4 separate regions of the Homo sapiens genome follow, and all the other regions are linked to region 1. Evidence: chromatin contacts called from ENCODE Hi-C or POLR2A ChIA-PET data. All regions are on one chromosome and are shown on one strand. Each heading gives the region's core, a stretch centred on a gene start or an enhancer-like site at or near the end of the contact. The rest is flanking DNA. Distances are from core to core; before and after follow the strand shown.

Region 1 (4,157 bases), core at 1,658-4,157:
AAGGAGAGATTTCTTAATCGGGACATTAAAAGTACTCAAAAAAATTTTAATAAATTGAACTATATTAAAATTAATAATTTCTGTTCATCAGAAGATATCATTAAAAGTGAAAGGCATCCACAGAGTGGGAAAGAAATATGTGCAGTATATATTTCTGACAAAGAAATCATATCCACCTGTATAACAATATAATACAAGTTATTCTGTAAAGACCTTGCAAATCAATATTAAAAAGATAAACTTAATTTTTAAATGGGGAAAAAAATTTGACCCTTCACAAGATTTCCAAATGGCTAATAAACAAACAGGTGCTCAAATTCATTAGTTATCAGGAAAATGCAAATTAAAATTATTTGTATGATGAACACTATAACACACTTGCTAGAATGACTAAAATTAAAAAGGACAGAAAATATCAAGTATTGATAAAGATGAGTAACAACCACACCTCTGAGACTGTCAGTACTGGCGGAAGTGTACACTGGTACAACCACTTTGGAAAATTGTTTTAAAGTATCTACTAAAGATGAACAAATGCACACTCTTTAACCTAGGGATTCCATTCCTAGGGCTATCCCCAACAGAAATGCACAAACATGTCCACCAAAAGCTATGTACAAAAAGTTCATAGCCAGCCCGGCGTGGTGGCTCATGCCTGTAATCCCAGCACTTTGGGAGGCCAAGGCAGGTGGATCACCTGAGGTCAGGAGTTCAAGGCCAGCCTGGCCAGCATGGAGAAACCCCGTCTCTAATAAAAATAGAAAAATTAGCTGGGTGTGGTGGTGTGTGCCTGTAATCCCAGCTATTCAGGAGGCTGAGGTAGGAGAATCACTTGAATCCCGGAGGCAGAGGTTGCAGTGAGCCGAGATTGTGCCACTGCACTCCAGCCTGGGAGACAGAGCGAGACTCCATCACAAAAAAAAAAAAAAAAAAAAAATATATATATATATATATATATACACACACACACACACACACACACACATATATACATACACATATATATACACATATATATATTCATAGCCAAAACCTAGAAACTACTGAAGTGCCCATCAACAGTAAAATGAAAAATAAATTGTGCTATAGTCACACAACTACTGCACCGAGAATGAATTATAACCACATACAACATGGAGAAATTTCACAAACATTGTACAAGAAACTGGACACAGAAGAGTATATACGGTAAGATTCCATTTACATAAAGTTCAAAACTAAGCAAAAACTAATCTATGATATTAGAAGCCAGGGCAACGTTTACCCTTGGTGGAGGAGAAAGTAATTGGAAGAGGGAAAGGAATCAGTCTCTGGGATCCTAGTAAAATTGTGTTTATTTATTTATTTTTTTATAATGGTAGAGATGGGGATTCACTATGTTGCCCAGGCTGACCAGTCTCAAACTCCTGGTGGATTCAGGAGTACACAGGCGTGTTTAGTATGAAATGATCTGAAGGGTACATGTATGATTACATGAACTTATCTCTGTGTATTTTAGCTTCAATTATAAAAATTACAACTAAATGTGTACCAAATTCCACTAACTCAAATTCCACCAGCTCAGACTTTATATGTCCTCTTTATTCAAAGTATGACTTCCAAAGTGATTCTCAATTTTCAAGATCAGTGAGTACACAAATTAGATAATTCTAAAGCAGAATTTTTTCACCTCAAACCAAGTGTGACTGAATCGTAGACAACTTAGGAGAGGCGTAAATATAAACATAAAAAATTGACATATTTTACAACAGTTATGAAAACACAGATAAACCCAATTACAATACATTCTAGAGCATCATGAAAAGATAAAAACATCAAAGTAGACTTTCCAAGGTCAAGTCCGCTTCCTGACTCCTGCCAACAGCACACATGGAACATGGGCCAAAAAAGAAGCTGCTTCCCTAAGAAGTTGCTTCCATAGCAAAATGGACTTTTGCTGAGGTCCTCACTCCCAAAAATAACCAATATTCTCATCCCAAACGGTAAGGTTTCGAACTCAACCCACGTGGGGGCTGGGGGAGATGAAAGAGGGATGGAAACGTGAGGCGCCAGGAGGGCAGGAGGTGTTGACCGGGACAAGGTAACCGGCCGGGTCCAAACGCGAGAGGCGGGCGGGCTCCGCGCAGCCCGGCCCTTCCCGGACCCGCCGGGCCCACCCAGGCTCTCCGGGACGCCTGCGCATCCACCTGCCTACCTGGCCTGGCGGCGGAGCGCGGGGGCGCGCACTGGCGGGGCCGCCGTCCACACCCCGAGGCGCGAGCCGCACACCCGCCCAGAGAGGAAGCCCCTGGGGTCCCAGAGCGCGGCGCGCACCGCAGCCCTCCCCGCGGGAAGGGAAGGGCAGCACCGAGGCCGCGGGGCGGGGGCGGGGTCGGGGCTCGAACGGAGGGAGCGCGAGGGGGCAGGGGAGGCAAGAGCGGAGCGGGGGGGCAGGCAGAGGAAGCGAAGGGGAGGGGAGGGGAGAGGAGAGGTGGGGAGGGAAGGGGAGGGGAGGGGAGAGGAGGGGTGGGGAGGGAGAGCGGCAGAGGCCGGGGCGGGAGGCGCGAGGCGAGGCCCGGAGGTGAGGGGTCCGGGGACCGGGGGCCCGGGGGCGGGGACGGAGGGCCCGGGCGGGCACGCGGGACTGTCAGGGCTGCCTCGGTCCCCACGCACCGTGGACTCCCGCACTTGGCTGTGGAAGTGCTGCTCCCGCGCCGACACCTCGTCCTGCCCTTCCATCCTCCTTCATGCCCGCCGCCGCGCCGCCCGCGTCCGCGTGCTCCGCCACACCATCGTCCGCCCGCCGCAGGGGCTCGGACAGCCGCGCCGGGGACCGGAGCCGGCACGGGCCCGCGAGCCGTGTTGGAACAGGTACCGCGACCACGACACCGGCCGTCGCCTCAGCAGCCTCAGACGAGCAGCTCTGACTAAGGGAGGGCGGGCGCCGCGCAGTCGGGGGCGGGGCGGGGGCGGGGCAGGGAGGGGAGGGGGCGGTGCAGGCATACGTCAGACGAAAGGCGCCGATGCGTCAGAAAAGCGCGCCTCGCGGTCTTCCGAGCTGCTGGGCCGGGAGGCGCTGAGGGGGCGGGGCCTTGAGGTCGCGGGGCGGGGCTCCGCCCACGCTCTCAGGGGCTACCCCAGTTAAGGAGGCGCTGTCCTGGCGTCGGATGGGGACGGGGAACGCGGCGAGGGCGCTGCGACCTCTGCCCACCTGGCCCGGCCGCAGTCTCGGAGTTCCTGTTCCTCACAGGAGCTAATTATTTATGACAGCTGCATGGTTCCCCTCCCCCAGTTACTCAGTGCTTGGCACTCGGCACCCCTTACTCAGCACTCAGTACCGCACTCGGCCTCAGGGGACCTGGGCAGAGGGAAGCAGGGAGTCTCCCGCGGAAACTCTTGCTCTGCCAAAGTAGGTTGAAAGGTCGGAAATCGGTGGTTTGGGGCCGGGCTTTGGGCGGAAACCCAGCTTCTCTGGGTCTGAGAAGGGTCTTGGGCTGCCCCACCTGGAAAACGCAGATAACCGAGCTCGCTAGACCCTTGCCAAGTCCTTCCGGTAGCTCGGTCACTAGGGTCAGTTTTATGACTCTCAGTGGACCCTAAACAGCACGTAATATATGTATTTTTCACCGCCAAATATATCAAACACAATAATTCACCCTCCGTTCCCTATTATCTTTCTTTTTGTTATAAAATTTGAATTTAAGGGAATGTTTATAATTTTACCTTAGGATTTATTTGGCTACGAGGAAGTCATTTAAATTGCTAGTGGCTGCGATTTTTGTTTTTGGCATCTTTGAGAATTCTTAGGAAGTGTGAAAATCTACAAATTGCTTTCAAATGTCATTTAGTTTTTGTTTTTGTTTTTTTTTTTTTTGAGACAGAGTTTCACTCTTGTCGCCCAGGCTGGAGTGCAATGGCGATCTCTGCTCACAACAACCTCTGCCTCTTGGGTTCAAGTGATTCTCCTGCCTCAGCCTCCCGAGTAGCTGGGATTACAGGCGCCCGCCACCACGCCCAGCTAATTTTTGTATTTTTAGTAGAGACGGGGTTTCACCACGTTGGCCAAGCTGTTCTTGAACTCCTGACCTCAGGTGATCCGCCCACCTCGTCCTCCCAAAGTGCTGGGATTACAGGCCTGAGCCACCGCGCCCGGCCGTTGTTTAGATTTTTATGAATCT
Region 2 (4,434 bases), core at 114-2,613, 7.7 Mb before region 1:
TGCACGACACCACGCCCGGCTAATTTTTGTATTTTTTAGTAGAGACGGGGTTTCACCATGTTGGCCAGGCTGGTCTGGAACTCAGGTGATCTGCCCGCCTCGGCCTCCCAAAGTGCTGGAATTACAGGCGTGAGCCACTGCGCTCGGCCTGTTCTCGCAGGTCCTTTTGCTCAGACGCAGCAAACCGTAACCCCAAGCTCGATCTCTGCTGCTCTCAGGAATTCCACTTCCTCCAGCTTGGGCAACATAGCGAGACCCTGTCTCTACAGAAAAATAAATAAGTAAATAAATAAATACAAATAAATAAAACATTAGCCGGGCTTGGTAGCTGCGCCTGTAGTCCAAGATGCTCGGGCAGGCTGAGGGGAAGGATCGTTTGAGCCCAGCAGTTTAAGGCTGCAGTGAGCCTTGTTTGTGCCACTTGCACTCCAGCCTGGACGACAGAGGGAGACTGTCTCTAAATAAATCAATAAATAAGGCCGGGCGCAATGGCTCACGCTTGTAATCCTAGCACTTTGGGAGGCCAAGGCGGGTGGATCATTTGAGGTCAGGAGTTTCAGACCAGCCTGGCCAACATGGTGAAACCCCGTCTCCACTTAAAAAAAAAAAAATTAGCTGGGCATGGTGGTACATGCCTGTAATCCCAGCTACTTGGGAGGCAAAGGCAGGAGAATCGGTTGAACCCGGAAGGCGGTTGCAGTGAGCCGAGATCCCGCCACTGCACTCCAGCCTGGGCGACGGAGTGAGACTCCGTCTCTAAATAAATAAATAAACAAAAATTAAGAATCCTATTTCCAGACCAGGCCCCGGAGAGTCAATAATCCGAGATGTGAAGGAGACCTTAAAATATTATTGATCCCAACACAGGCCGCGTGGGACCTGAACCGCCTCACCTTGGCAACCACATTTGTAATTTCCGCAAATGATCTATATCTTCTTCATTCCAAAATTGTGCCTCTCCGTCACTCATTCCACCCATAGGCTCCCTTCAGCCGTGTCCCCCTTACTCTCACCCTGCACATTTCCGCTGTTCTAAATACGGCTGCCCTTCAGCAGAAGCTGTTGCCTGCAGACGGCGCCTGCGTATCGAGCCTCCGTGAAGAAAATCACTCCCCAGAATGAGCCCGGCTTTGCGGCTGGGTCCTAAACTGCGGTGAGCTGAACCTTCTCGTGGGAATGTGAGAAAGCGGAACACACGTGGGCCCCAAATAACAACCCTCCCCACACCGAAGCCCAAGAGCTGGGGGGGAGGGGCGGAGGCGACGCGGGGGGCGCTGGCCGCAGGGGCCGGCAGGGGGCGCGCTGGCCGCGGTGGCTGGGCAGCGCGAGCCTGCGGCGCGTCTAGGCCCGCGCGGTTCCCGGTGCACTCGCTGCCCACAAAGCGCCAGCTGAGGGGCCGCTGCGGGTGGAGTGCGGCGGAGTCGGCCTCGCGACCCCAGCTTGATCCGCCGCCTGCTGCACCGCGCCTCCGCCGCGTTCCTGCGCGTCCCGAGCCCCGACGGCCGCGTGAGTCCCGTCCGTGCGGGGAAGGCAGGGCCGGGTCGGCGCCGCCTGTGGAGAGGACCCGGCGGCCGGGCCTGCTTGGAGCCGGGCGCGGTGGCAGCGGCGGCAGCGGCGGCGACTTCCGAGGCCCGGGCTAGACAGCGCAGGGCCATGGCTGAGGCGGCCCCGGCCCCGGTAAGGGCGGCCGCGCGCGAGTGTTGTGAGCCCCCGAGACCCAGACCCCGAGGGAGGAAGGCGGGCGGGCAGGGAGCTGCCAGGCATAGGCGCCGTTCTCGGGTCCCGCCGGCCACGTCGCCTGTCGCCCGTGCTTGGCGGCTGCAGCCTCGCGTGAGGGGACTTAGCGGGTGGGTGTGAAACCGCCCACCCGGGGACACCAGGCTGGGCCGCAGGTCTGAGGGGCACTCGCAGGCAGCTATGAGACCCGGGGCCCTGCAGTTGGGTTGAAGTCGAGGGGGTGCCTGCTGCGTGTCAGCCCCACGCCTGCCCGCCAGACGCGCAGCGGGGTTGGGCTGGGGAGCCGTCAGCCATTCTCGCGGCCGCGGGAGCGTTCGTCACCAGCAATCTGAGCGGTGGCGCGGGCGGCATTTAAGTGTGCGGAGGCGCATTCCCGCCGCGCTGCGTGACGCCTGGGCTCCCGGCACCGGACTCGGGACACGCGGGAGGCCCTCCCGAAATAGCTGCCGAATGAATGGTGCGGACCCGGAGGCTGGAGTGGCCTCGCGTGCGTGGCGGTTCATTCGCGGGTGTTTGCCAAGGCCTGCGGGGGCCGGCAGCGGCCAGTTGCCAGGGCGACCGAGGCGACCGGGCCGCGCCTGCACGCAGCCCCGTAGAATGAGAAGGGGACGGTCAGGCCGCGGGGAAAGCACTGATCGCATTTGCCACCCAAGAGGTCTTTGGTCACCTCTAGGAGAGCAATTGTACTGGGTCAGGAGCCACCCTGGCACATGAGGGGTGACTGGGAAAAGGAGGAAGAGCAGCGATGGGTAGGGGGTAGAGCAGAGGGAAGTGCCACCTCCACTCTTGGACCTGTTTTTCTTTTTTCCAACCTTTTTTTTTGTGTATAGGTGGGATGGTAGCGATGATCCTGTGTTGTGCCAGTCCTGGCTAATAGAAATATAAGGGAAGCCGCATACAAAACTCTAAATCAAGCTTGTCCAACCCGCGGCCCCCAGGCCGCATGCGGACTAGGACTGCTTTAAATGCGGCCCAACACAAATTCGTAAACTTTCCTAGAACATCATGAGATTTATGCACGGACCTTTTTCTTTGTCTTTTTTTTTTTTTTTTTTTTTTTTTTTTAGCTCATCAGCTATCATGATCAGTATTTTATGTGTGACCCAAGACAGTTCTTCCAGTGTGGCCCAGGGAAGCCAAAAGATTGGACACCCCTGCTTAAATTCTCTAGGCGTCACGTTTAAAAAGTAAAAAGCCAGGCGCTGTGTTGTGCACGCCTGTAGTCCCAGCTAGGCCGGGGGCTGAGGCGGAAGAATCACTTGAGTCCAGGAGTTCGAGGCAGTCCACACCGCGTCTCTAAAATAAAAAAAATTTTTGAGAAGTTAAAAAATAAATAGATGAAATTAATTTTAATTATATATCTAACTCAATATATGCAAAATATTATTTCAACATGTCATCAATTTATTTATTTATTTATTTTTTGAGGTGGAGTCTCACTCTGTCCCTCAGGCTGGAGTGCAGTGGCGCCATCTGGGCTCACTGCAACTTCTGCCTTGCCGGTTCAAGCGATTCTCCTGCCTCAGCCTCCCGAGTAGCTGGGACTACAGGCGCGTGCCACTACGCCCGGGTCCTTTTGTATTTTTAGTAGAGAGGGGGGTTTCACCGTGTTTGCCGGGATGGTCTCAATCTCCTGACCTCGTGATCCGCCCGCTGGGATCCAAAGTGCTGGGATTACAGGCGTGAGCCACCGCGCCCGGCCTCATGTAATCGATTTAAAACATTAATGGCCGGGTGTGGTGGCTCAAGCCTGTTATCCCAAGCACTTCAGGAGGCTGCCGTGGGAAGACAGCTTTAGCCCAGGAGTTGAAGACCAGCCTGGGCAACATAGGAAGACCCCATCTCTACAAAAAAAATTTTTTTTTTTAAATTAGCCAGGCGTGGTGGCATGCACTTGTACTCCCAGCTACTCAGGAGGTGGGAGGTGTTTGAGCCAGGGAGGTGGAGGCTGCAGTGAGCTGTGATCCTGCCACTGCCCTCCAACCTGGGCAACAAAGTGAAACCCTGTCTCAAGCAAACAAACAAATATTTTTTTCATACTAAGTCTTCAAAGTCTCGTGTATTTTATACTCATAGCACATCTCAATTTAACCACATTTCAGGTGCTCAGTGGCCACATGTAGGTAGTGGCTACTGTATTGAACAGTGCCAGTCCACCCTATGGAGAAGAATCAGGAGACAGATTGACACTAAGAAAGGAACAACCTACCCAAAAAGGTGGAAGGGGTTGGCATAAGTGAAGCAAATGTGGAGAGTTAAGATTTAAATAGGATGCAACTTCCTTAGGAAGTAAAGAAGAAAACTTAGATTCGGTTACTGATAAGTTTGAAGCAAGGAGTATGAAGAGAAAGTTGAATGAATTTAGGTCTGATTAATTTCCATCTCAAAGCAAGAGGACATGTCATCTTCTGAGAGTGGGGGCTGCAGCAGACAAGTCTTACTACTCAGTGTCAGCATCACCTGGGAATTTGTTAAAAATACAAAATCTCAGGCTGTGTACCATGGCTCACACCTGTAATCCCAGCACTTTGGGAGGCTGAGGCAGGTGGATCACTTGAGCTGAGTAGTTTGAGACCAGCCTAGGCAATATGGTGAAACCCTGTCTCTACCAAAAATACAAAAATTAGCAGGGCATGGTGGTGTGTGCCTGTGGTCCCGGCTACTCGGGAGGCTGAGATGGGAGAATCGCTTGAGCCC
Region 3 (4,295 bases), core at 529-3,028, 5.6 Mb before region 1:
GCCTTCAAACAGATGTTTTCTGACTTCGCTTTCTGGCTTTTCTAGTTGTTGTTAGTGGGAGCCTTGGTCTACTGCAAGCTGCTCCATCACACCTGAGCGTGGACATTCAATTTCCTGATGGTCTACTACGTAAATGTAAAAGTGAAACTATCTTTGTTACTCATCTCAGAGAAAGCCCTCAGAAAAAAATGTCAGAACAGTTTCTGTTGTCCTTCTACCTTGCTGCAATTGCTACTGAGCAATCAACGGGCTTTTTCCTGATGTGCTAGAAGCCAACACCATGGCACGGGCTTTTGAGAAAAGAAAGGCTTTATTGTGAGTTGACTGTCAAGGAGACATGAGGAAACCCTCAGCTCTGTCTCCTTGAGCTTGGGGCTGGGTTGGGTTTTATAAGCATAGGGTAATGACGCATGATCGGATTAGATTTTGCGATGAGGTGATGCTGGGATGCTCATCTGACTGGACCCTGCCATGGGGTGACACCAGGGCTTGATCTGATTGCATTCTGGATCTCACCATGCAGTGCCCATTTCTTAATTCAGTCCCTGCTTTGATCTGAGCACTCAGGTTCCGCCCCTGGTTGCATGCTTGGTTCACCTGGGCATCCTCAGGTTACGTGCGAAACCTTCCATCTGGGAGTCCATGCAACTGAAAAACAACTCACAACTTGGGTATATAAAAGGCGAATCAGATTGGTCTGGTGCGGTTATACAGTTATTAATATCCCTTTGTCAGAAGTCAAAATTACCACAAATTTAGATTAAAGATCTATTGGTTTTTATTGATTCATGAATCAGGATGGCATCTTCTCTGAAAATTTAGAAACGGTGCTCCAACGAGCTGGGCAGAGGAGGTGGGCTTTATAGGTAGAAAAGGGCTAAAGAAAGCAGCAACAGGGAACGAAAAACGGATTGGTCACTGCAAGGTTACAGGAGTCCCCTCTCGTCCACACACAGGTGGTGTGTCCCAAGACCCACAGTGGATGCCTGAAACCTCGGATAGTACTGCACCCCATTTTACATACACACACATATATATATACTATATATATACACACACTTCATTTTTCCTATACATACGTACATACCTACGATAAAGTTTAATTTATTAGGCACAGTAAGAGATTAACAGCAATAACTGATAATAAAATAGAAGCGTCACTGTTGAGCACAGCCTTGGGAATAGGACCTTGGAAGTAGGCAGAGCTCCCTAGGCCTTGTGGTCCCTAGTGGCCGTGGACAGCATGGGGGAGGAAATTCCCGGGAAGCAGCCTAATTTCACCCCAGGGAAGCCCCTGGTGGGCTTGTGGAGGGCGGGGTGAAAAGCCGCTGGTTTAGGGAAGGGGTCCAGCCTAGGCTGAGGAATGAGATGCGGGTTGGGACGGTCCCGACCCTTCCCCCAGCCTCTTTCAAGGATTCTGGAGAAACAAAGCCAGGATCCATTTCCTCTTGATGGCTGGCAAACTGAGCCCGGGCGGGAAGTCCTGGAAGACTGAGCCTGGGGTGGCGTTGGACACCAACTCCCAGGTCCTCGCCCCACACGGCCACATCCTCGCCCAGCCCCGCCTCCGCTTAGCTCCGCCCCGTCGCGGCTCCGCCCCGCGGTAACCACGCCCACACAACCGTATCCCCGCCCACAGCTGGCTTCGCCTTGGCCCCGCCCACAACCCTCTTTCCAAGCGGCGGCGGCGGCGGCGGCGCGAAGGCGACAGCGGCGGCGGGGGCGGGGCTGGCCTCACCCGGAATGAAAACAAACGGCGGCCGCTGCCGCATCCGGGCACTCTGCTGGTCGCGGCGGGAGTGGCGTGGCGCAGGTGAGGACACGGCGGCCGAGTGTCCTCGACCCCAGCCTCAGCAGCACTGCTTGGCGCCCCGGTTCCCGGTCCGACTGGGCACCTCTCCTGGCCAGGGGTGGAGCGGCCGCGGGGCGGGGGTGAGCAGCCATGCGTGGAGCTGGGCCGGGGCCGGGGCCGGGGCCGGGAGCGGTGGGCCGGGCTTCGGGACGCGCTGGCCGTTCGGGGCCCTTTGGTTTGCCCTGAGTTAGGCAGAGGTGTGGGGTATTTAAAAGAAAATATTGAGTGTATCGGTTTGGGGAGAGAAAGGAATAAATATGTCTATAAAAAATTAGCCAAATGCTATACTTGAATCGTAACACTCCGAGTATACCATTTGGGATTTATTTGCAATCAAAGCCAGATTTTCTTTGCTATTTAATGACAAGACACTTGATTTTCTCGAACCTTGACGACCTGATTCTATCATTCTCACCTCCTTCCCTTTTATTTTTAATCAAGAATCTTTCATTTTCCTAAGAAAAAATGAATGTGTCTTGACTAGATATAGTTGTGTTTCAACTATATATAATGTATACTTGAAAAGGTGTGGCTAAATGTAGCAATGATCGATTCATTACAAAAGTGAAAGTGAAATTTTTAAAGGATCGTTATAACGTTTCACTTTCTGCTTGGACCACGGAGTGATATTAATGAGTTTCGTCTTTTCTTAGTTACAATGTGAAACATTGTATGGCATGCATGAAACTTTTTCAGTTCTCATTTCAGTTAAAATTAAAAACTGACTTATTAAACTTGACTTAAAATATGTCGCCACTTACTCTGTTGTCTATAACTGAAGTTCCTTAAGTTTCAAGACAGTGGTTTAATTTTTTTTTAACATTAAATCTTATTCGGTGTAACCCTGGAGCTCTTGTTTGCTCCCTGGAGTGTCTGACACGCACTGGGTTTGTAACACTCCTTCGTCCTTCTGTCAAGTGGTGGCTTGGATGGCATCTTTTTAAAAATTTTTTATTTGTTTATTTTTTTAGTAGAGACGGGGTTTCACCATGTTGACCAGGCTGGTCTTGAACTCCTGACCTCAGGTGATCCACTGGCCTCGGCCTCCCAAGTGCTGGGATTACAGGTGTGAGCCACCGCGCCCGGCCTTGGATGGCATCTCTGAGTACCGCATCAGCCTTTCAAATTGCTTGGCTCCAGTAACCAGCCTGTGAAATTACTGTCCCCCAGTGGGGAGACAGTAGGGTTGCTGTGATATTTTATTCAGAATTTCTGAAGATTCATGAGTAGTATGTAAAGTAGTTTTTAAAGTTATTTGTGTTTGAAAAGCTAACGCTCTAAGTACTAATATGCTTTGCTGTGATAAGCCGTTTGTCAGTGCTTGAAAAATGGAGGATTCTCCCATGGGCCACCCAGGTTGCACACAGCAGCCTCATTGGCTGTGTTATTCCTTCCTCTCTTTTCTCCTCCCTGTCCTGATTAGCCTAATTCTTGTCCCCGCACTGACATAAAATAGATTTGAACTTTCTTTTAAAAAATATTTGTTTATGAAATACACAAGCTACCAAAGTTTTCAAAGATTTCAAAGTTGTGTGAATTGGGTTTGGGGGGATGTGGAATACTGGCCCTCAATAGAAGAAAGAAATTTATCTTGGTAATATTAACTCATATTTTTTCCACTCTCTAGAACTTGTCTTCATCATTCAGGGGCTAATAACATTTTTCTTTACTTATTGCTTGTCTGATTTGGGAAACCTTAAAGCGCTGTGCTACACCTGCCAGCTGCCTTACATCTCAGCCGCCTCACTCACCTTTGAATTGCTGTGCTAGTATGGGATGAGTAGACAGCTCCATCGCGGTACATACTTCTCTGGGAGAGAGAAGTTACATACCTGGAACAGGCAAGCAGCAAGGGACTCCATGACGGAAGTTCAGAGTCCAGTGTTGTGGGTGGAAGTTGTGCTCGTTAAGATGCTGCCTAATTTTGTGTCTTTGCCTGAGTCATGGTACAAACTCAGGGCCCTAATTTTCTCAGCTGTAAAATGATCCGATCAGTGTTAGATTTGAATAGTAGGGCCAGGCGCGGTGGCTCAGGCCTGTAATCCCAGCACTTTGGGAGGCCGAGGCGGGCGGATCACAAGGTCAGGAGATTGAGACCATCCTGGCCAACACGGTGAAACCCCATCTCTACTAAAAATACAAAAAATCAGCCGGGCGTGGTGGCGGGCGCCTGTAGTCCCAGCTACTGGGGAGGCTGAGGCAGGAGAATGGCGTGAACCCGGGAGGCGGAGCTTGCAGTGAGCCGAGATTGTACCACTGCACTCTAGCCTGGGCGACAGAGTGAGACTCCCTCTCAAAAAAAAAAAAAAAAAAAAAAAAAAAAAAAAAGTAGATGTGCTGTTAGGCTGTTAATCAGAAAATATGCAAAATTTTCCTAGTATTGTAATCTTTTTAATTTAAAAAATTCTGACATAGAAAATATTTATATATTTATTATTATTTT
Region 4 (4,439 bases), core at 323-2,822, 5.8 Mb before region 1:
GTAAGAGAGCAGGCCTCAGGCAATCCTAGTCCCTGGCCCCGGAACAGCACTCCCACCCTCCCCCTGCCCTCCACAACACACCGGCCCTGGCCTGGGAGGGGCCGTCTGCCAGGGGAACAAGTACAGTTGTGATCTGGGGCGCTCAGCGCCTCCAGTATAAAGGAGGGCTGGGTCTTAGGTGTCTCTGGGGGCCTTCTGCGACCACTCTCCCAACCCCTGTCTTTAGCATTGCTCCTGCCTCTTGACCTACTTACCTTTTCAAGGAGCCAATGGTGTCGTGGGGCCAGGCCCTGGCCACCTGCTCTGAATCATTGAGGAATTTCAGCCGTAGCACGAGGGGCTCCTGCGGGGAGTCCGGGGCTGGCGGTGTTGCTGTGAACCCCGTGCTGGGCTCTGGCTGTGCAGCTTGACCTCTGTGTCTCAGGCTGGGGGTCTCTGCCCCTGGGGCCTCCCCTCTCATGCTGTCGGTAGCTGCCATGGCTGCGCTGGGCTGGGATGGCGTTGGGGTCCCTGACGGCTGGGGCAGTGGGTCCCCGCCCTCAGCGGTGTGCGTTGAGACCCAGGCAAGGGCCAGCACCAGAAGGCAGGCAAGCACCGAGAAAAGGACGGTCACCTCATCACCCACCCCTTCAATCAGGGTCATGGCGCCTGCCTTGCCCGCCGCGCTACCGAGCTGGAGAGGCACAAAGAGCCCGTGAGGCCCGGGCCCCCTGGCCAGGAGCCCTGGAACCTCCACAGGGTCCTGCCCTCACCCCACCGCGACGCTCCCACCGTCCTCAGCCTCCGTCCCCTCACCCACCCCAGGGTACCGGCTTCTCTGCCTCCCAGTCGCCCCAAACTTGCCTCCGGGTGCCCCTTCCCATCGCCGAATCCCAAGTCCTAACTTTCTGTCATCTGAGCTCGAGGTCTTCAACCAGCTCCCAACTCACCCAAACCCTATCCCAAGGTAAGGGCCTAAGCAACGCCTCTCCTAAACTTCACCCCAACCAAACTTCACCCCCAAGCGTATCTATTCTCCTGCCCACTTCACCCCAGTGTGTCTACTCCTTCACCGACTTCACCCCAGGCTCATCTACTCCGCTGCTAAAGTTTCTAAGAGGTGGGGGTAGAGCCTCTGTGCCCCCACCCCCGCCCCCCGCGTTACGGTTCACCTAAACCCCACCCGCGGCACAGGACTGCTTCCCAGGCTTCCCCCACAGCAAACGTCAAACTCCGCCCCTGGGCAATCTGGAGCCACCGAGCGTCACCACCCACCCAGCTCGGCCCCCTCCAGGTCCCCTCAACCCCACTCCGCGGAGGACTAACTCCGCGCCTCCTCTGGAAGTCTCTCCAAGCCCCCCGGGCTGCCTGACCCCAGATCCCGCCCGGAATCCGAGACTTCACGTTCCCCACCCCCACCTCTCATCACCCCTCCCACCTTCCCGCCCCCCGAAGCCGCAGGAGGGCACGGCGATCCCGGCCCGACCGGGGCCCTGGGCGGCGGGGTGGGCGCGGTCACGGCGCGGGGACTCACCGCCCGGCTCCCCCAGCTCCATCGCGGCCCCTCGGGCACTTCCGGGCGGGAGGCGCGGAGGTCGCAGGCACCTGAAGCACCCCTCCTTCCCCGCCGCCGCGGCCCGGGGCATTGTGGAACTTGTAGTCCGGCGCCGCGCTGTCCCCGCCCTCCGCCCTGCGGACCCACGTGTGGGGCTCCACCCGCGGTTCTCTGCGCCTGCAGATCGCGAAGGGGCTGGCGGGGGCGGTTTTGGGGGTTGTGCTACCCCCTAGAGGTTTGGGCGGCAGCAGCGTCCGCCCCCTCCCCTGCCAACAGCCAGGGCATCTATCACACCAGACACCGACGTCAGCTGGAGCACGTCAGAGTACCCGTGTTCGTGATGCAGTGTGGAAGGCTCTGAGGAACTCAGGTGGCCCCTACTGTTATGTCAGAGTGGACGCCAGAAGGCACTTTGGCCACCAAAATTAATTCTTCAGCCCAGAGCCCAATATCCATGGGCTGCCCCACCAGGCTGGCTAGGGATACCCATCCTCAGGGCTGCCCCTTTCCTTGGTCCCCTCCTCCACCTTCGGGACTCCACAGCCCCTTCAGGGCTGTGGAAGAAGCATAGACCTTGGAACCTGGCAGAAATCCTGATCCCTTATCTTGTGCTTCTCAGCTATATGACCTTGGGTGGGTTATTGAATCTCTCTGAACATTAATTTCTTCCTCTCTAAAACACACCTCGTAAGTCAATCATAAGGAAGAAATTAGATGTTTTATTAAAAAGTGTAAAAACTAAGGTACATGTCACACAGTAGCTATTCGCTCACCTCCACCCAAACCTGGTCTCAGGAGTCGGGTCTTTGGTGTGTTACTGTGTGGATGGCATTGAATCCCAGGCCTGTGGATATCTGGATTTTTCCCTCTGGGCTCCTGTAGCCACAGAGATCTCACATCCTGGTTTTTACAGGCCAGTCTTGATTTAAAATAATCTATCCTAGTCTTCCCATGGTTCTTGCCTACTGTGGGAGCAAGTGGCCCAAATATTGCCTTAGGAATGTCAGTCTAGATTGATACCATACAGAACTAACCTACCTCTAGTTCCATCCCTCCTGTTCATTCATTTATTCTACTAACATATTTTTTAAAAGATGTACTATGGCCAGGCGCAGTGGCTCACGCCTGTAATCCTGGCACTTTGGGAGCCAAGGCAGGCGGATCACTGAGTTCGAGACCAGCCTGGCCAACATGGTAAAACCCTGTCTCTACAAAAAAAAATACAAAAATTAGCTGGGCGTGGTGGCGGGCGCCTGTAATCCCAGCTACTCGGGAGGCTGAGGCAGGAGAATCATTTGAATGCGGGAGGTGGAGGTTGCAGTGAGCTGAGATCGAGTCACTGCACTCCAGCCTGGGTGACAGAGTGAGACTCCGTCTCAAAAAAAATTACACACACACACACACACACACACACACACACACACACACACACTATATCCCAGGCATTGTGCAAGATACTGGGAATAAAATGGTGAATCAGACCCTCTTCCTGCCCTCATGTGGCTCCATATACTAGTAGAAGAGCTAGACGTGTGAACAGCCCAACAGTGCTATAACACGTGTGTGCTAGTTGCTGGGGCAACACATTTGAGGAGCTCTTTGCTCTTAGTGTCTCTCTTGGGAGGTATACCTGGTGCTACTTCCTGCTGTCAATTCTAATTAAGCACCTAAAAGAGATGTTGGATGTTACTTTTAGAATTATACAACATCAGAACTAGGTTTTATGTTCAACCACTATATTTCGCAGATGAAACCCAGAGAGGGCACAAGATATCCTTAAGCTTATGCAGGGAGATAGAAACACAGGTTCCTCAGGAGCTTAGGAGACCCTGTGTGTTGATTAGCTTGCACCAGGTGCTTTGGAAGGTACAAGGAACTCGGGAATAGTGACTGGGTTGGTTCTGGGGCTGAGTTGTGTGGGTAATCAAACAGTGGACAGCTTCATGCTGGGAAAAGATCCAGCTTGGCCAGGGAAGTGGAAGTGTGCGTAAGAAGGACGATGTGTGTCACTGATGCCCTAGGATATCTGGGGGTAGCAGATACCCTGCAACATCTCTGGCAGATTTATTGGCTGCGGCCTCTGCAAATGTCACCTCTTGTAGGTTTTAGGAAACGTGTGTGTGTTGGTGGGGGGGAGGGGGCTAACAGAACTGCAGCCCACTTTGGCAATGGGACTGCAGAGGAACTGGGACATTTCAGGGAGCTCCCTGGCCCTAGAGGGAGTGAAAGGACAGGATGGACAAGGGGTGAGGACAAGAAAAATTGAGAGCCACGTGGGCTTTGGTTGGTCTCTCCAATGGGATGAGTAGGGGAGAAAGGCATATACTATTTCATCCCTCCCTCTTCTTCCTCTATGTACCAATGGGGTCGGGTAGCATTTAGCTAATCTCCCAAGTCCGGCAGGGGGAGGGTCTTTTAGGAGAGCACTGCTGCAGCCGGCAGTGGAGAGCCTGGGCAGGGAGACAGGGAGAAAACTCCGGCAGCAGGGTGGTCTCTAGGGCTGACCTCGGAGCCTGGGGACAGGGGAGCCTATGCCGCACTGAAGGCGGGACGCTGTAAGCGAGGAGCAGCTGGGCCTGGGCGGACTCCTCGGCCAATCAGCCTCGGTCAGCAGCACCCTCAGGCGCAGGGCACTGTTTGGGCATTGCCTAGAGATCCGACACCCCGCCCAGATCAGCGCAGGGAGGCGAAAGCGACAGCCGGGCGCGGGAGGAGACCAGGGCAGCTGTCCCCTCCGCGAGGGTGGCCCTCGAGGCAATGCGGGTGGGGGCTGGTGAGGAGGCGGAAGGGCCGAGGCTGAGTGGGAGGGGCCGGGGCGCCAGGGCTGGAGCGCGCGGCTCGGGGGTGGAGGCTGCAGAGCCAGCGAGCGAGCGAGGGGCGGGGGCGCCCGGGCCGGCGCGCAGGA

Evidence for each region. A loop is a pair of places that touch in the nucleus more often than their neighbours do. ChIA-PET counts read pairs that join two places held with the same protein, here RNA polymerase II (POLR2A). Pooled maps may share reads with other maps.
Region 2: a loop to region 1 is called in a pooled map, with 6 times the contacts of the local background. The contact joins the promoter of ZNF398 here to the promoter of LMBR1 in region 1. A Hi-C loop is called at or near these places in 1 of 37 single-sample maps with no recorded cell type and 5 of 50 pooled maps. POLR2A ChIA-PET finds 5 or more read pairs at or near these places in 1 of 52 experiments (GM10248).
Region 3: a map with no recorded cell type shows a loop between it and region 1 (11-fold over the local background). The contact joins the promoter of NUB1 here to the promoter of LMBR1 in region 1. A Hi-C loop is called at or near these places in 3 of 37 single-sample maps with no recorded cell type and 6 of 50 pooled maps.
Region 4: a loop to region 1 is called in a pooled map, with 15 times the contacts of the local background. The contact joins the promoter of TMUB1 here to the promoter of LMBR1 in region 1. A Hi-C loop is called at or near these places in 4 of 50 pooled maps.

Annotation. Positions count from the first base shown.
Region 1 is chr7:156,890,276-156,894,432 of GRCh38, forward strand. LMBR1 (limb development membrane protein 1) reads right to left here and starts at 2,908. Exons shown (of 17, transcript NM_022458.4): 1 at 2,653-2,908. The coding sequence starts at 2,718. It overlaps LOC102723795 (a long non-coding RNA gene), which reads left to right and starts at 3,123. Exons shown (of 4, transcript XR_928253.3): 1 at 3,123-3,388. RefSeq lists silencers at 2,000-2,499, 2,550-3,129.
Region 2 is chr7:149,146,090-149,150,523 of GRCh38, forward strand. ZNF398 (zinc finger protein 398) reads left to right here and starts at 1,364. Exons shown (of 6, transcript NM_170686.3): 1 at 1,364-1,677. The coding sequence starts at 1,654. LOC107986856 (a long non-coding RNA gene) reads right to left here and starts at 1,272. Exons shown (of 2, transcript XR_007060581.1): 1 at 894-1,272; 2 at 1-263. RefSeq lists enhancers at 1-141, 142-715, 809-858, 1,290-1,863 and silencers at 1,169-1,808, 1,473-1,644, 1,939-2,088, 2,229-2,278.
Region 3 is chr7:151,340,034-151,344,328 of GRCh38, forward strand. NUB1 (negative regulator of ubiquitin like proteins 1) reads left to right here and starts at 1,779. Exons shown (of 15, transcript NM_001243351.2): 1 at 1,779-1,813. RefSeq lists enhancers at 51-110, 241-330, 1,400-1,901 and silencers at 1,499-1,698, 1,869-2,048.
Region 4 is chr7:151,081,921-151,086,359 of GRCh38, forward strand. It overlaps TMUB1 (transmembrane and ubiquitin like domain containing 1), which reads right to left and starts at 1,573. Exons shown (of 3, transcript NM_001136044.2): 1 at 1,514-1,573; 2 at 255-673. The coding sequence starts at 643. It also overlaps a transcript of AGAP3 not described here. RefSeq lists an enhancer at 1-196 and silencers at 1,337-1,726, 4,275-4,439.